Regions from separate parts of the Homo sapiens genome. Here region 2 is linked to region 1. A link is a contact called in ENCODE Hi-C or POLR2A ChIA-PET data. All regions are on one chromosome and are shown on one strand. Each heading gives the region's core, a stretch centred on a gene start or an enhancer-like site at or near the end of the contact. The rest is flanking DNA. Distances are from core to core; before and after follow the strand shown.

What was found. Hi-C counts contacts between places; a loop is a spot of excess contacts on that map. ChIA-PET counts read pairs that join two places held with the same protein, here RNA polymerase II (POLR2A). Pooled maps may share reads with other maps.
Region 2: a map of GM11168 shows a loop between it and region 1 (2.8-fold over the local background). The contact joins two enhancer-like sites. A Hi-C loop is called at or near these places in 1 of 168 maps with a recorded cell type or tissue (GM11168) and 2 of 50 pooled maps. POLR2A ChIA-PET finds 5 or more read pairs at or near these places in 1 of 52 experiments (activated CD4-positive, alpha-beta T cell).

Annotation. Positions count from the first base shown.
Region 1 is chr1:221,485,349-221,492,805 of GRCh38, reverse strand. LOC105372934 (a long non-coding RNA gene) reads left to right here. Exons shown (of 3, transcript XR_922622.2): 3 at 480-518. Among named protein-coding and RNA genes, the nearest start is that of LINC02817, 150 kb to the right of the region's middle. Within about 2 kb of position 4,850, at least 2 of the 41 ENCODE cell types and tissues checked have a DNase peak (open chromatin) inside an H3K27ac peak, as active enhancers do.
Region 2 is chr1:221,798,585-221,806,041 of GRCh38, reverse strand. No RefSeq gene overlaps it. Among named protein-coding and RNA genes, the nearest start is that of LINC01655, 38 kb to the left of the region's middle. Within about 2 kb of position 3,786, at least 3 of the 41 ENCODE cell types and tissues checked have a DNase peak (open chromatin) inside an H3K27ac peak, as active enhancers do.

The DNA.
Region 1 (7,457 bases), core at 3,601-6,100:
TGATCTTTGTATAGCATAGGTTTGAACTGTGCAGGTTCACTTATATGTGGATTTTTTTCAATAAACCTATTGGAAAAATTTTTGGAGATTTTTGACAATTAGAGAAAACTTGCAGATGAACTGCATGGCCTATAAATATCAAAAAAATAAGAAAAAGGTATGTTAGAAATGCATGAAATATATGCAGATACTAGTCTGTTATCATTTATCATATCAAAATATATGCAAATCTATTATAAAAAGTTAAAAAATCAAAACTTGCACACACAAACACAGATCACAGATGGTGCCATTTACAGTACGGAGAAATGTTAAAAAAGTAAACACATATTAAATCATAACTGCATAAAATAACTGTAGCACATACTATACTACTTTTATAATATAATATATGCTTCCTCTCCCACCTCCTCTACCTCTTCCACCTTTATCACCCCTGAGACAGCAAGACCAACCCTCTCCTTTCTCCTGTTCCTCAGACTACTCAATGTGAAGATGATGAGGATGAAGACCTTTATAATGATCCACTTCCACTTAATGAATAGTAAGTATGTTTTCTCTTCTTCATGATTCTCTGAATAACATTTTCTTTTCTCTAGCTTTCTTTATTACAAGAATACAGTATACAATACACATATCATACAAATATGTGTTAATTGACTGTTAATGTCCTCAGTAAGGCTTCTGGTCAATAGTAGGCTATAAGTAGTTAAGTTTTCGGGTCTGGACTCAAGCGATCCTCCCACCTCAGCCTCCTAAGTAGCTGGGACTACAGGCATGCAGTACCATGCCTGGATAATTTTGAATTTTTTTTGTAGAGATAGGGATTTGCCATTTTTCCCAGACTGGTCTCAAATTCCTGGGCTCAAGTGACCTGCCTGCCTTGGCCTCCCCAAAGTAATGGGATTACAGGCATGAGTTGTTTTGGAAGATTCAAAAGTTATACATGGATTTTCAGCTGCACAGGGTGTCAGTGTCCCTAATCCCCTCGTTGTTCAAGGGTCAACTATATTCTTCTTTCAGTCCATTATCATTGACTAATAATAAAATATTGTGTCTTTTTCACTATTATGTTCCCAGTGTCTAGCACAGTTCCTGGCAAAATGATTAATAGCCAGAAAATGTTTGTTAAATGAATGAGAAAACAAACGGACTTTGATATGGTTTGGCTCTTTTCCCCACATAAATCTCATCTCAAATTTTAATTCCCATAATCTCCATGTGTGGAGGGTGGGACCAGGTGGAGGTAATTGAATCATGGGGGCTGTTCCCCCCTGCTGTTCTTGTGATGGTGAGAGTTCTCACGAGATCTGATGGTTTTATAATGGGATCTTCCCCCTTCGCTCAACACTTCTCCTTCCTTTCACCTAGTGAAGGAGGTGCCTTACTTCCTCTTCACCTTTTGTCATGATTGTAAGTTTCCTGAGGCCTCCCAAGCCATGCTGAACTGTGAGTCAATAAACCTTTTTCTTTTATAAATTACCCAGTCTCAGGCAGTTCTTTATAGCAGTATGAAAATGGACTAGTACAGACTTAGTGACTGAAATAATGTGGAAAGTTGAGCAGATGCTGAAGCTATTTACAGAGTAAGAGAATGAGTTGGAGTAGAATTTGAAAGGAAAATAGCACTGCCTTTCTTTAATGCTTTTTGATACCTCTGTGAGAGAGAGATTGGTTAGATCTTCATCGAACCTGCTTCCTCATTGGAACACAGCTGGAATCCATTTCCCAGACTGCCTCATGGTCAGATGTGGCCATGTGACTGAGTTCCGGCCAATGGAGTATGAGTAGTAGGGACTCCAGGACTGGCTCATTCAGTCTTCTACCACACAATCTTCTTCCTCTTTCTCCTTCTACTGGATGGATATTGATAACCAGAGTCATTTTGGAAACTACATGTTCAAGCTGGCAAAACCTCCATCAGCCTAGAAAAGCAAGAGGTTCATCAGTATTTTAAAAATAAACGGTATTTTAATTTAGCATTTACTTAATTTTGTTCCCCAGTTCCATTGTTTACATTTCCATGTTTTTCTCACAATTGTAAGCCTGCAGTGTAAAGCTTCTCAAAGGGGTTCTGTTAGCATTGTCTGGGCAATTCTTTTTTGTGTGGGGTTGTGCTGCACATGACAAGACACTTAGCTCCTGGGTTTCATCCACTAAATGCCACCTATGCAATGTGACAAAGAACTTCCCTCAGTTAACAATGACTTTCAAAAGAGAACGTCCAGGACATTATTTATTCATCCTTTTCTTTTCCACAGCAGTTAGCACAGTGTCTTTGAGAGAATGAACATGGAGTAGCAAAAGGAACTTAAAGTTGGAAAGAATGGGTGCCAACTCCTAACTCTATCATTTATTAACTATGTGACTTTTGGTAAGTTTTTTATCTCTCCCTTAGCTTCTGTGTCTTCATCTATAAATTGAAGTCAATCGAATCTACTCCACAGGGCAATTTTAAGAATTAAATAAATAATGTAAGTAAAAAAAAATTTTTGCACATACTAGGTGTTTCATATATTTTTGTTTCTATACCTCCTTTACTCTCATTTAAATTAAATAAAAATCCAGAAATAATTATTACAACATTATTTCTTCTAGTAAAGTTTGTGGCTCAAATCTTTTTAAAGAAAATGTGTATGTGTGTAAGATTGTGGGTGCGTGCATGTAATTGGCATGAGATCTAGAAAGGTAAGTATGCAGCCAAGCACCATGGCTCACTCCTGTAATCCCAGCACTTTTGGAAGCTGAGGCAGGAGCATCACTTGACCTCAATAATTCAAGACCAGTATGGGCAACATAGTGAGACCCTGTCTCTACAAAAAAAAAAAATAATAATTAAAAATAATTAGCTGGACGTGGTGGTGCATGCTTGTAGTCCCTGTTACTCAGGAGACTGAAGCAGGAAGATTGTGTGAGCCCAGGAGGTTGAGGCTGTAGAGACTTGTGATTGTACCACTGCACTCCAGCCTGTGTGACAGAGCAAGACTGTCTCAAAAAATAAAAAGAAATAAAAGGTAAGTGTGAAAAGATAAACAAAATATTTAACACAATATCTCTGTTTTTGTTATATTATTTAATTTGCTTCAATAGCCAACATAGCATAAATGACTTTTGTAGTTTGAAAAGAAAAATTCAAGCAATAGTCTAAAAGCACTTTTAAACCAATTGAATTGGATTGGAAAGCATAGTGCTTCTCACTTGGTACGACAGCAAAGAATGGGTTGTTTCTGACTGACAGATTTTCAGTTTGTATTTTTGGTTTATTTTATTTTTAGAGTAGAAGTTAAAGGAGAAGAAAATGAGATCTTTCCAAGCCTTCCTGAAAGAAAATGAGAAATACGTCATTGGCTCTGAAAGCACAAATGTGATGAAGCTGAGACCAGGCCTTGCAAGGAAGGCTGATTGACAGGATGTGAAGCTGATGCAGGGCCATTTGTTGGGGTGATACTGCAGAGCACCAGCTGGGTCTGTAGATAGAGGCAAGTAATGACAGTGCTGCCTCTCACCTCTCCCATCATCTTGTGCCTTCCTGTGTGCCTAAAGTCAAGAGGACTTTACTTGTGTTTGGGGCCTTCTCTGATTAACACAAGGCAGTGGCAGGGATGGGGGCAGCAGAAAAAGAAAGAAGCATCTTGTGACCCAGGAAGACAGTGGCCTTGGCATATTTGTATATAATTTAGAAAATCAGGATCTATGTACCTTGCTTGACTCATAGTAGGTATTCAATAAACTGTTGTACTTTCTTAGAAAAAAAAAGCCATGAATAAATGCATCTACTCGATATCACCCATCTGACAGGAAATAATGTCTATGTGTGCATATAGGTTTTGTGAAATGGGATGGGTGACACAAGACCAGGATAAAATATGGCATGCACTGATACATGCTTAATTGACATTGTAAATCAATTACTTTTTTTTTCAAAAGTGGATAGGAACTAGAGAGTTAGGAAATGACTGCTAATGTGAGCTGCTACTAAATGCATTAAAGAATTAAGCAATCTTCTTAGAACTTTCCTGAGATATGAGTATGAGATATCGTGGGTGTAATGAGCCACATTGCTTTGAGGTTTCCACAGTCCTGTGTAAATAATTACACAAACAAAATCTTAGCCATTTGATTATTGATAATAAATACTTATCAAGTTTCATTGCACACATGCTAATGCCTTTTGAGTTGCTAGGCATTTCTTAAGTAGGGAGGCAATGAGGCACTTAAGCAACATGGGCAGGAGAGAGAATTCATTGCTCCCTTTACACATACTTCAGGTGCTTCTTGAATAGAAGTGACAGGGTTTGGAATGGTGACATGAATATTTGTTGTCCATCAGTCAATTTCCCAGATCACATATTGTTTCTGACAGCATCTTCCCAGAAGATGGAAACCAACTTTTTTACATTCCATGTTATAGCATTTCATGGATCCCTTTCCACATAGTGTTCACATGGGAAAAACACACATTACGATGCTGTCTAGTGATAGATGTGCACCACAAAATCATCACAGGGCTGAGTAATTCCAAGAGGGGTTGAACATTTGTGCCAAGAACTTTCTAGATTAGAAAATAAATACATTTGTTAACATCAAACATTTTGGTGAGACCAGAACCTGGCCACTTCTTATGGATGATAAGTCTGTATTTTTTATTTCATGGCCAGATTTCCTATTCCTGGGACCTAATTATCCCATGCATAGCGTTTCCGGCAGAAGTACAGAAAGACAAACAGTCTCATTTAATCTATTTGATTTCTTTTCTCCACTCCCTCAAGGTACAGAGGCAAATTCCAGTTTAGTAACCAAGGCCTGAGTCATCGAATAAATAACTCAATTTCTCATCCTTGTTCACTGAGCCAGTTGTATAAACAAACACAACGTTTTTTTCTATGTCAAGTGTGTGAACGGGTTTACCGGGACATTGCATTCGGAAATTGCATAGAGATGCTGAAAATCATTCAGGGTGAAAGGAACAGGGAGAATGGTTACATAGCCAATGTCCAAAGCCTAAAATATATCTCTGGAGATTAATTTTCAATGCAGATACAGCAGATTAGTTCTCAAATTAAAGAACTAGGATCTATTAATTAACAGGTAAAAGCAACTAGCATAGAACTTTAAGGTTCTATGCTAGTGCATAAGGCACAAGGATAGAAATCATTTTGTTTGAGATAATTTGTTGAATAGATATGGTTGGAGCATTCATTTCTTTGTTCATTGAACTAAATATTTTTGAGTGCTTAGAATGTTCCAAGCTCTCTACCCATAATAAGGATATAAAAATGAGTAAGTCCAAATCTGGAAGGCCGAGACGGGTGGATCACAAGGTCAGGAGTCCGAGACCAGCCTGGCCAACATAGTGAAACCCCGTCTCTACTAAAAATACAAAAATTAGCCAGGCATGGTGGTGCGCACCTGTAGTCCCAGCTACTCGAGAGGCTGAGGCAGGAGAATCACTTGAATCTGGGAGGCGGAGGTTGTGGTGAGCCAAGATCTCGCCACTGCACTCCAGCCTGGGCAACAGAGTGAGGCTCCATCTCAAAAAAAAAATAAGTTACATAGTCCAGTGATGTAATGATGAAGATAGGCTCGAGGCATTATAGAATCATCAAGAAGAGGCACCAGCCCAGCTGAGAGGGTCCCTAAAGAACATCCCACAGAAGCTGGTGCCCAGAAGGAGGCTTATGAAAAGTAGCCAAATAAAGAGCTGGGGATAGGAGCTGGGGCTGAGAGGGAGTAAGGAGGAAGGCAGTGAGAAGTATTACTTCTCCTTCCTACACTTACTCAAAGGAGACCTGTCTACTGACTCAAGTTTCCAGAGACAAGACAGACAGTAGCAGTTTCGAGAGCACAAGCTGATGAAATGGTGCCCGCCATCTCTACCTGAGTAACAAAAGCTGCCACATGTCCCTTGTTTACCACATGGTAGACACTGTGCTAAGTGCTGTACACACATGGTCCTCCTTAATGCTTACAGCAACCCTAGCAGGTTGGTATTTTTTTCTCATTTTACAGATTGGGAAACAGAAGGTCAGAGATGTTAGGTAACTTGCTCAAAGTCACACAGAGAATAAGTGGAAATTAGAAACCCTGATTCAAGCTGACCTGACACTAGATTCCTCATTATTTTGTTCTGTAGTGGTTTTAAGGTGGGGTCACTGACTGAGAACCTAGCAGGTCAGATCACTGTCTAGATAACTGAAAATACTGATATCTGTCCTCTGGATTTGTCAATTGTGTGAAAATGTTATTGAATGAAATTAATGACTGTCAGGTAGAAGTAGAATTGATCATGCTCTATATGATGAGGACATAGACATAGTACATAACAGGTGGCAGCTAGAGGAAGACAGATTGAGTCTCAATTTGCAGAATTTGCCAATTATTTGAAGCTCCTAATGATGCATGGACTTCCTCAAGAAAGAAATCTATCTATCTATCTATCTATCTATCTATCTATCTATCTATCTATCATCAAGAGAGTTCAAAGCATTGGTTCACACGTTGTGGAAGCTGATGAGTCCAAGATTTGGAGAACAAGCTGGCAGGCTGGAAACTTAGAAAGGGTCTCTAATGTTGCAGTCTTGAGGCCAAATTCTCCATCGTGGAAAGTGTCTACATCAAGCTTGAATATTGCAATATCACAATGCAGAATGTAATGAAAATGCAAGCCTCTCCAAGGTGTCTGATGTAGTATTCCCTTTGGGGAGCCCCAGGGTGCCTGCCACTCCTGTGGTTTCTCACTGAGAAGGGTTTTTTTGTTGTTGTTGTTTTGTTTTGTTTTTTTTTTGGTTTTTTGGGTTTTTTTTTTTGACGGAGTTTCGCTCTTTTTGCCCATGCTGGAGTGCAGTAGAGTGATCTCAGCTCACTGCAACCTCCGCCTCCCAGGTTCAAGCAATTCTCCTGCCTCAGCCTCCTGAGTAGGTGGGATTACAAGTGCCTGCCACCACGCCCAGCTAATTTTTTATATTTTTAGTAGAGACGGGGTTTCACCATCTTGGCCAGCTGGCCAGGCTGGTCTTGAACTCCTGACCTCAGGTGATCTGTCTGCCTTGGCCTCCGCTGAGAAGGTTTTTAAGCCACTCACCCCCTACAGGTTGGCCTGATCCTTGTAAGAAGGCTAGAGCTGAAGCTTTCCCTTAGATGGAGATTCTATCTGGGAAAGTGATATATTCTCAATCAAGAACCTTATTTTTTAGAGTCTAATATGACATACAGAGAAACAGAGATTTCTATAGCAAGGCAGAATAAGACACACAGAGAAGGCACAAAGAAGCAGAAGTCACAAGGCAAACAAGCTGAGAGTTAGAAGCCTTGGGTAGCAAAAAGAGTGGAAAAGAGTTCATTGGTAGCGCAAGAAGCAATGTTAGCAGTCAAAATTTCCCCTAATGGTGGAGCGCAAGAGTGGAGAAACAGATTTCCTGGCTTTTCAAGCAGCACTGTAAATTTGTACTGAACCCATT
Region 2 (7,457 bases), core at 2,537-5,036, 310 kb before region 1:
TCCCTATAGCTGAAGCGTATTTCTTAGGTGGGTATAACTATAATTTATCTTGTTAGTCCCTTGATGTTAGACATTTGTATTGTGTCCATTCTTCAGTATCCTAAACAACACTGAAATAAACATAGATCTCTGCAAACATGATTATTTCTTTAAGATTATTAGAAGTAGAATTGCTGGCTCCAAGGGCACACTATTTTTCAAAGCTTCACTGAATTTAGCTTAATTGTTCTCCTGAACATCTTTCTCAATTTATAGTTCTATCAGCAATGTATGAGAGTATCCTTTTCCCATCCTTGCCAATATTTGGAATCATCACTAAAGAACACCCCCAAAAAACAGACAAACAAAAATCCTTAACAATTTGATGCTAAATATGACATCCTATTGTTTACATGTATACTTTATCACTATTGTAACATTTTGAAATGTTGCTAACTACTGATATTTTGAAAATTGGTTATCTATAGCATTTATTTATTTTTATTGGGACAGTTGTCCTTTCTTATTGATGTCTTCATGACTTTTAGATATGTAAACATGGACCATTATTGTATCATATATAAGAAATATTTTCTCTGTTTGGTAATTTTTCTTTTTAACTTTGTTTCTGGTTCTAGTCTTATTTTTAGTGACTCACTCTTGAATATAAAGAGAGAACCAAGAATCATCAGACATGTGGAGAAATGATGTAACATGAAAAGTAATATCAAAACAAAGAAACAAAAAAAGGAAGAAATTGAGAAATGCAATGGACTGAATGTTTATCTCTCCCCAAATTCATATGTCAAAATCCTAACCCCAATATGATGGTGTTAGGAGGCGGGGCCTTTGGGAAGTAATTAGATCATGAGGGTAGATCCTTCATAAGTGGAATTAGTGCCCTTATAAAAGAAACCCCAGAGAGCTCTCTCCTCCTTTTTCTGCTATGTGAGGATACAAGAAGATGGCATTCTCCAACCCAGAAGAGGGTTCTTGCCAGAACCTGGCCATGCTGACAGATTGATCTAGGACTTTCACCTCCAGAACTATGAGAAATTAATTTCTGTTGTTTGTAAGCCACTTAGTGTATGCTACTTTGCTATAGCAGCCTGAACAAAGACAGAAAGAAACTAAGAAGATGAAAGACAGGAATAAAATCTCATGAAATTATGAAATTATGGGTCTCAGAGTTAAAAGATAGTGTATTAATGAAGAAAGAGATGCTATAAAAAACAGAGAATATGATATAGAGAAGATAAGAACATGAAAAATTCTATACCGTACATTCAAGAGAGCAGTTGAAAGATTATGCTAATAAAAGCATACCAGAAAGCGGAAGAAAAAGAAAAATAGAAGAGAAAAAGCAGAAAATTTAACTAATAGGAGTTCCAGAAAGAGAGAACAGAGAAGGCAGAGGGGAGTTAATTATCAAAGAAACACACACACACAGAAATTTCATGAGATTGAAAGGCTTTGCCAAGAACTCTGACATAAGAAGCACACCTGTTTTTTGATTAAGTACATATTATCAGCTTTAAGACAACAGTCAGTAGATAAGTAATTGCTTTGCAATGGAAAAAATATCACTTTAGGCTAACGCCTGTTGAACCAACTACACTACTCCAGAGGCTGAGACAAGACGATTGCTTGAGTCCAGGAGTTCGAGGCTACAGTTAGCCATGAAAGTGCCACTGCACTCTAGCTGGGTGACACAGTAAGACCCTATCTCTAAATAAATAAAAATAAATCACTTGGTTTTTCTTAACTAGATTATGAAACTCTGTGTCTGGAAGCTGTGGAGTTAGGGGCTCAGAAGATAGGACAATGTTCTTCATTCATTGCCTTCATCTATATCAAACATTTCCTATTCTCTCTTTCTTCTCACATTGAGCCCCACCTTCATCCTAACTAATCCAATCATTGTATCTGAAGAACTATGTTTCTTACCAGTCGTGATAAAAAACAATGCTCCACAAGTTTAAAACAAAGACAACATGTGATTGGAAAAAATGATGAATTTCTTTTTCTTCCTCTTTGTTTTGTTTTCATAGATTACTATTAATATAGAAAGCAAGGCTGGGCACCATGGTTTATGCCTATAATCCCAACACTTTGAGAGGCCAAGGCAGGCAGATCGCTTGAGCCTAAGAGTTCGAGACCAGCCTGAGCAACATGGCGAAACTCAGTGTCTACAAAAAATTAGCTGGGCATGGTGGCACGCACCAGTAGTCCCAGCTACTTGGGAGGTTGAGGTGGGAGGATCACCTGAGCCTAGGAGGTTGAGGCTTCAATGAACCATGATCTCACAGAGTGCAGCCTGGGTGACAAAGCAGGACTTTGTCTCAAAAAAAACATATATATATATATATATATATATATAAACTATATTTTAATGTTACGAGCAAATAATGTGCATTCTTTTTACCCTAGGGATATAAAAAAGTGTAAAATAAGAGAAGCGAGTGATTAGCCAAGGGGAGTAGGTTTGTGTACATTTTTCAAGATAAATGGAATGCTGGTACACTAAATAGTATCTACAAACTATTGTAAACTGAAATGTTTATAGTATAATTTGTAAGATTAAGCAAACATTAGTTGAATACAAAAATAGCAAACAACAATTAGAACTGCTTTGAGAAATCTACTGCCAATAAAGCTTTTTTTTTTAAGTCTGTGGAATGGCAGATTGATAATGGTTTTATTTAGTGAGGACATATCAACCATGCTATGCCATTTTCCTTAGAAAAACCCATATCTGCTGAAGCTTATTAACTCATTCAATCATTGTGTATCACCTAATAATAGACAAACTGATTTGAAAGAAACTTGATGTAATTATGGCAATTTTTCTAGATCAAAAAATAGAAAAAATCGGCGGGGCACGGTGTCTCACACCTGTAATCCCAGCACTTTGGGAGACTGAGGCAGGAGGATCACTTGAGGCCAGGAGTTCGTGAACAGCCTGGCTGACATGGTGAAACCCCGTCTCTACTAAAAATACAAAAATTAGCCAGATGTGGTGGCACGTGCCTGTAATCTCAGCTACTCTGGAGGCTGAGGTAGGAAAATCACTTGAACACGGGAGGCGGAGGCTGCAGTGAGCTGAGATTGTGCCACTGTATTCCAACCTGTCAAAAAAAAAAAAAAAACCCAAAAGAAATAGTCACTTAATGACACTTTACATGTCTAATAAACAATAAGACTTAGCTAATATTGCAGACACATTTCTTTAAATCTAAAGCACTAAATGGAATCACCACTGTATTGTTTGAGTATATCAATAGATCATTAAAAAACTGCTGGTATGCACATTTGGCCTTTATCATTGAAGATCAATAAAACCGCTGAAATGGCTTTCTTTCTTCTTTTTTTTGACCTTTTTAGCCAGACTGTAATTGGGCTTGTCACCTGACTCTCAGGTGAAAATAATCATAAATCAGATTCATCAAATAATGTTAAAGAATAGCTCACACCAACAGAGCTAGGAAAACCAGTCCCTGCCAGTCACCATCCAGCTCCTTGGGAATTTGAGGGCTGGTTATCTCAGAGATGTTATATCAACTATTCTTTGCTTTTGTCCCCCATGGAGCCAGACCCGATAATGCTTTGAAAGAAGTGCAGAGAACACAGAAAAGAGTCAGTAGAAAGGAGATTACAGGGTGAGGGGAAAAGAATACAAGCAGCTTGTGTCTGTTAAAACAAATCACCCAAGTGAGTCATCTCTCCTGAATCACTTCTCCCTTCTGGGATGAGGCTCTGTGAGTACCTGGCTCCAGAACCCAGAGAGGATTTACAGCCAGGCAAATACTAACTGAGGCTATGTTGGAACCTGTGTCACCCAATCTCCTAATTACAGGTGTCTGTGGTTAAAATTTGGAGCTCACCAATTTGGAAGATGTTATGAGTCTAAGTTCTGTAATAGCTGAGTCAGGTTTGATACCAGGCAGCCCTACCACCTAAACACATTATATTCTGAATTCAAATGGACCCCATTTACTTTCCCCATGCCAACACCTTTTCCCCAGCCCCACCCTACTGCTACCTCCTGATGACTTCTGTCTTCTCTTCCTGCCCTCTATTTGGCCTAGTGAAGGGAGCATAGGTCTGTATACATTGTTAGCATTCCTTTAAGAAGCAAATCCTGAAAACAAGAAGAAATAAAGGGGTATGTCTATTTTCTTTAAACATTTGGATTGAGTAAAAGGGAAGCAAAGTTCTTAAGTTATTATAAACTTAAAATATTTGAACTCTGTGCTGGATGCTTTACTTTTACAATATATTTAATTAAAACAACCATACTTCATAGCACGAATGCTAGCCCGGAAAACTGAGACTAAGGTAGGTTGAGCTGTGGCCCAAAGTCACAAAGCCCACTTGTGAGTGAGAAGGAAATTGTGAATCCAGGTCTGCCTGCCTGAAAAGCTGGCCCACACAATCCCAGACTCTGAGCTTTAACAAACATGTGGCTGATGAGAGCCATGAGGACAAATTGCGTGGCTATTATTATGCACTGTGCACAATAAATGAGGTAATGCATTTGAAAGGGCTGTGTAACTATAAAGTACTCTACAAATGTTATTACCATTATTATGGTTATATTTATTACCTTCTTTGCTGGGGGTGAGACTGCACACATTATAGAATAGATGACTATTCTGAATCACCAGTCCCCAGTGACGCACAGTTAAGGTTGTGGTGAGCCACCTCTCAGCAGAACAGAGATACACTCCACAGTGCACAGTACAATTTCTTGAAGGTAAGTGTGAGCTTTGTGTAAATCAGCGGTCCTCAACCTTTTTTGCACCAGGAACCAGTTTTGTGGCAGACAATTTTTCCCTGGTGGGGCTGGTGAGGGATGGTTTTGGATGAAACTGTTTTCACCTCAGATCATCAGTCACTAGTTAGACTCTCTTAAGGAGTGTGCAACCTAGATCCCTCACGTGTGCAGTTCATAATAGGGTCCATGCTCCTATGAGAATCTAATGCCTCCACTGATCTGACAAGAGGCAGAGCTCAGGCAGTAATGCTCTTGCTAGCCCGCAGTTCACCTCCTGGTGTGCAGCTGGGTTCCTAACAGACCACAGACAGGTACTAGTCCACTAGCCTGGTGGTTGGGAACCCCGATGTAAACCACAATACTTATCTTTATCTCTTGCATCTTTGATTTTCTCTTCTGTCTCTTAGTTACAGGAGGGCCAGTGAATTTGATTCATAGTCTAGAGTAATTCATCAGCTTGAGGGCTGAGTGCCATCAAAGTATATGATAGTTTATGGTAAAATATTATTTTAAAAGTTTAATATTTTTAATCTAAAAGCAGCTTTTAAGTATCATTAAGAAAAATGAAACCATCTTAATAGATATATGATTGGATAAATCAGTGTGGTGCTATATACTATGAAATGCATATGTGCAGACACCAAAAATTATTCAGGATTTATTGACAAGTGGAAAAAATCTAATTGCAAAATTAAAAGTGTAGTATGATTTTGTTATCATACTTTACGAATGTGAGTCTACAAATATGTTAAAAAAGGTGACTGGAAAGATGCACAGCACATTTTTAGGTATGGTTACCTTAGGAAGGGAGTAGAAATACAGGGAGAGAAAAGAAATACAACCTTTTCACTATATTTCTGTATGTTTGAGTCATGCACAAGATCAATAAGTGTATTATTTGTAAAATAAAATAGCAGTGAATTAAGTCGTACTGTGATTAGTTTTCAAAAATCTAATTAAAATAGGTGCTGTTTTATTGTGAAAATTGGCAAAATATTTGCAAACAGAAGGAACTATATTATAAAAGAAACAATTTTGTTTAAAAAGTCCATAACTGGATGTGAGATTTTATAATAAAAATTTCCAAGCACCTAGCTTGAATGAATAAACAAATAAATAAATAAATAAAATGCTTGAAGGCAGATTATAATGAAATTTCAAATTAACACCACCAATAAAGGGAAAATTCTAAAGCTTTCAGAGAGAGAAAAAGAAAAGGATAACACATGTGAAACCTGGAATTAAAATGGCATTGAACTACTTAAAGCAACACTAGAAGTTAAAAGACAGTGCAGCAATATCTTCAAAGTTCTAAAGGATTTCAACCTAAAATATTATACCCAGCCAAAGTATACATCAACTGTGATGGTGATGGAAAAATAAAGACATTTTTAAGACGTGCCAAGCCTCAAAATTCTACTTCTCATTCTCCTTTCTTCATGAAGCTTTTGAAGAATGTGCTTCATTTAATGAAAGAGTGAACCAAAAGAGAGCAGGGCATGACAACTGGAAAAATAGGGGACACAGAACACAAGAGAGGTGAGGAGACTATCCAAGATTATTGCAATCATAAGTATCTGGACAATAGACGTAACCTGGTCCAGAAAGCAACTGGTGAAACTAGAACAGGATAATAAAAGGGCTCCAAGAAGGATGTCTTTATTAAAGTAAAATGTTGCATATGCAAAAAATTAAATTTAATCATAGCATGCTACTTGTCTCAGCAGTAAAGAATATTTTTATAATCATGGTGCCAGTGTTGATTTTACCAAAAATTATAATTTTATTCTGGTGAGAGAATTGTGAGAGGGTATATGGAAGTTGTTGGGATAGGCATGCTAAATCCTCATCCCCCATCATATGAAGTCACTAACTTTGGTGACAAAACTGACAAAAATGAGAGTAAGTATATAAGCACATAATTTTGAAATATGGAAGCAAAGAGATAAACAAAGAGTTAAAAAATATCTGTCATTAGAAGTTGGGCCCTGAAGAAAAGAAGGAAGGGCAAGTATTTCCTGTCTTATCTCAAGAGTTTTGTAGCTATCTTTTAACTTTTAAAATATGTACTAGCATTAGTTTGGTAAAAATAAATGTTTAAAATCAACTAGAATTACAAACAAACAAAGATGTCTAACAATGAACTTTATCTCTTTGAATACAATAGGATATTAAATCATCTTTTAAAAAATCAGTGTTTAAATCATTTTTAATGACAAAAAATCCTCATGAGAATATAAATTTTTAAAAATTGGGGTACAAAATATATTTGGCACGTAATCCTATGCTAAAAAAACTAGAAAGAAATGCATATATAAGCTGTTATTAGCTCTTGGGATGGAATTATAAGTGGTTATTATTTTATTTTCTATACTTTTCTATATTTCTAAGTTTTTACACAGTAAATATATATTACTTTTATGAAAGAAAAAGAGTTAACTATTTGTTTTAAGCACATGGTGTTTCATCATCAAGAAAATGCCTCTTCTTCTATAATTCTGCCAAGGACCAAACTAAAGAAATTAGTTTAAAGTGCAGGAGGGGAGATTCCAATTAAGTACATGTATACAAGTGTGTTATTAAATTGTGAAACTGACTACCTGGGGAAGTCACACAAAATATTTTAAGTCAAGATTAACCACCATCTTGGAATATTAGTACTTGAAGGAAACACCAAGATGACCAATTCCAAGGCAATTCT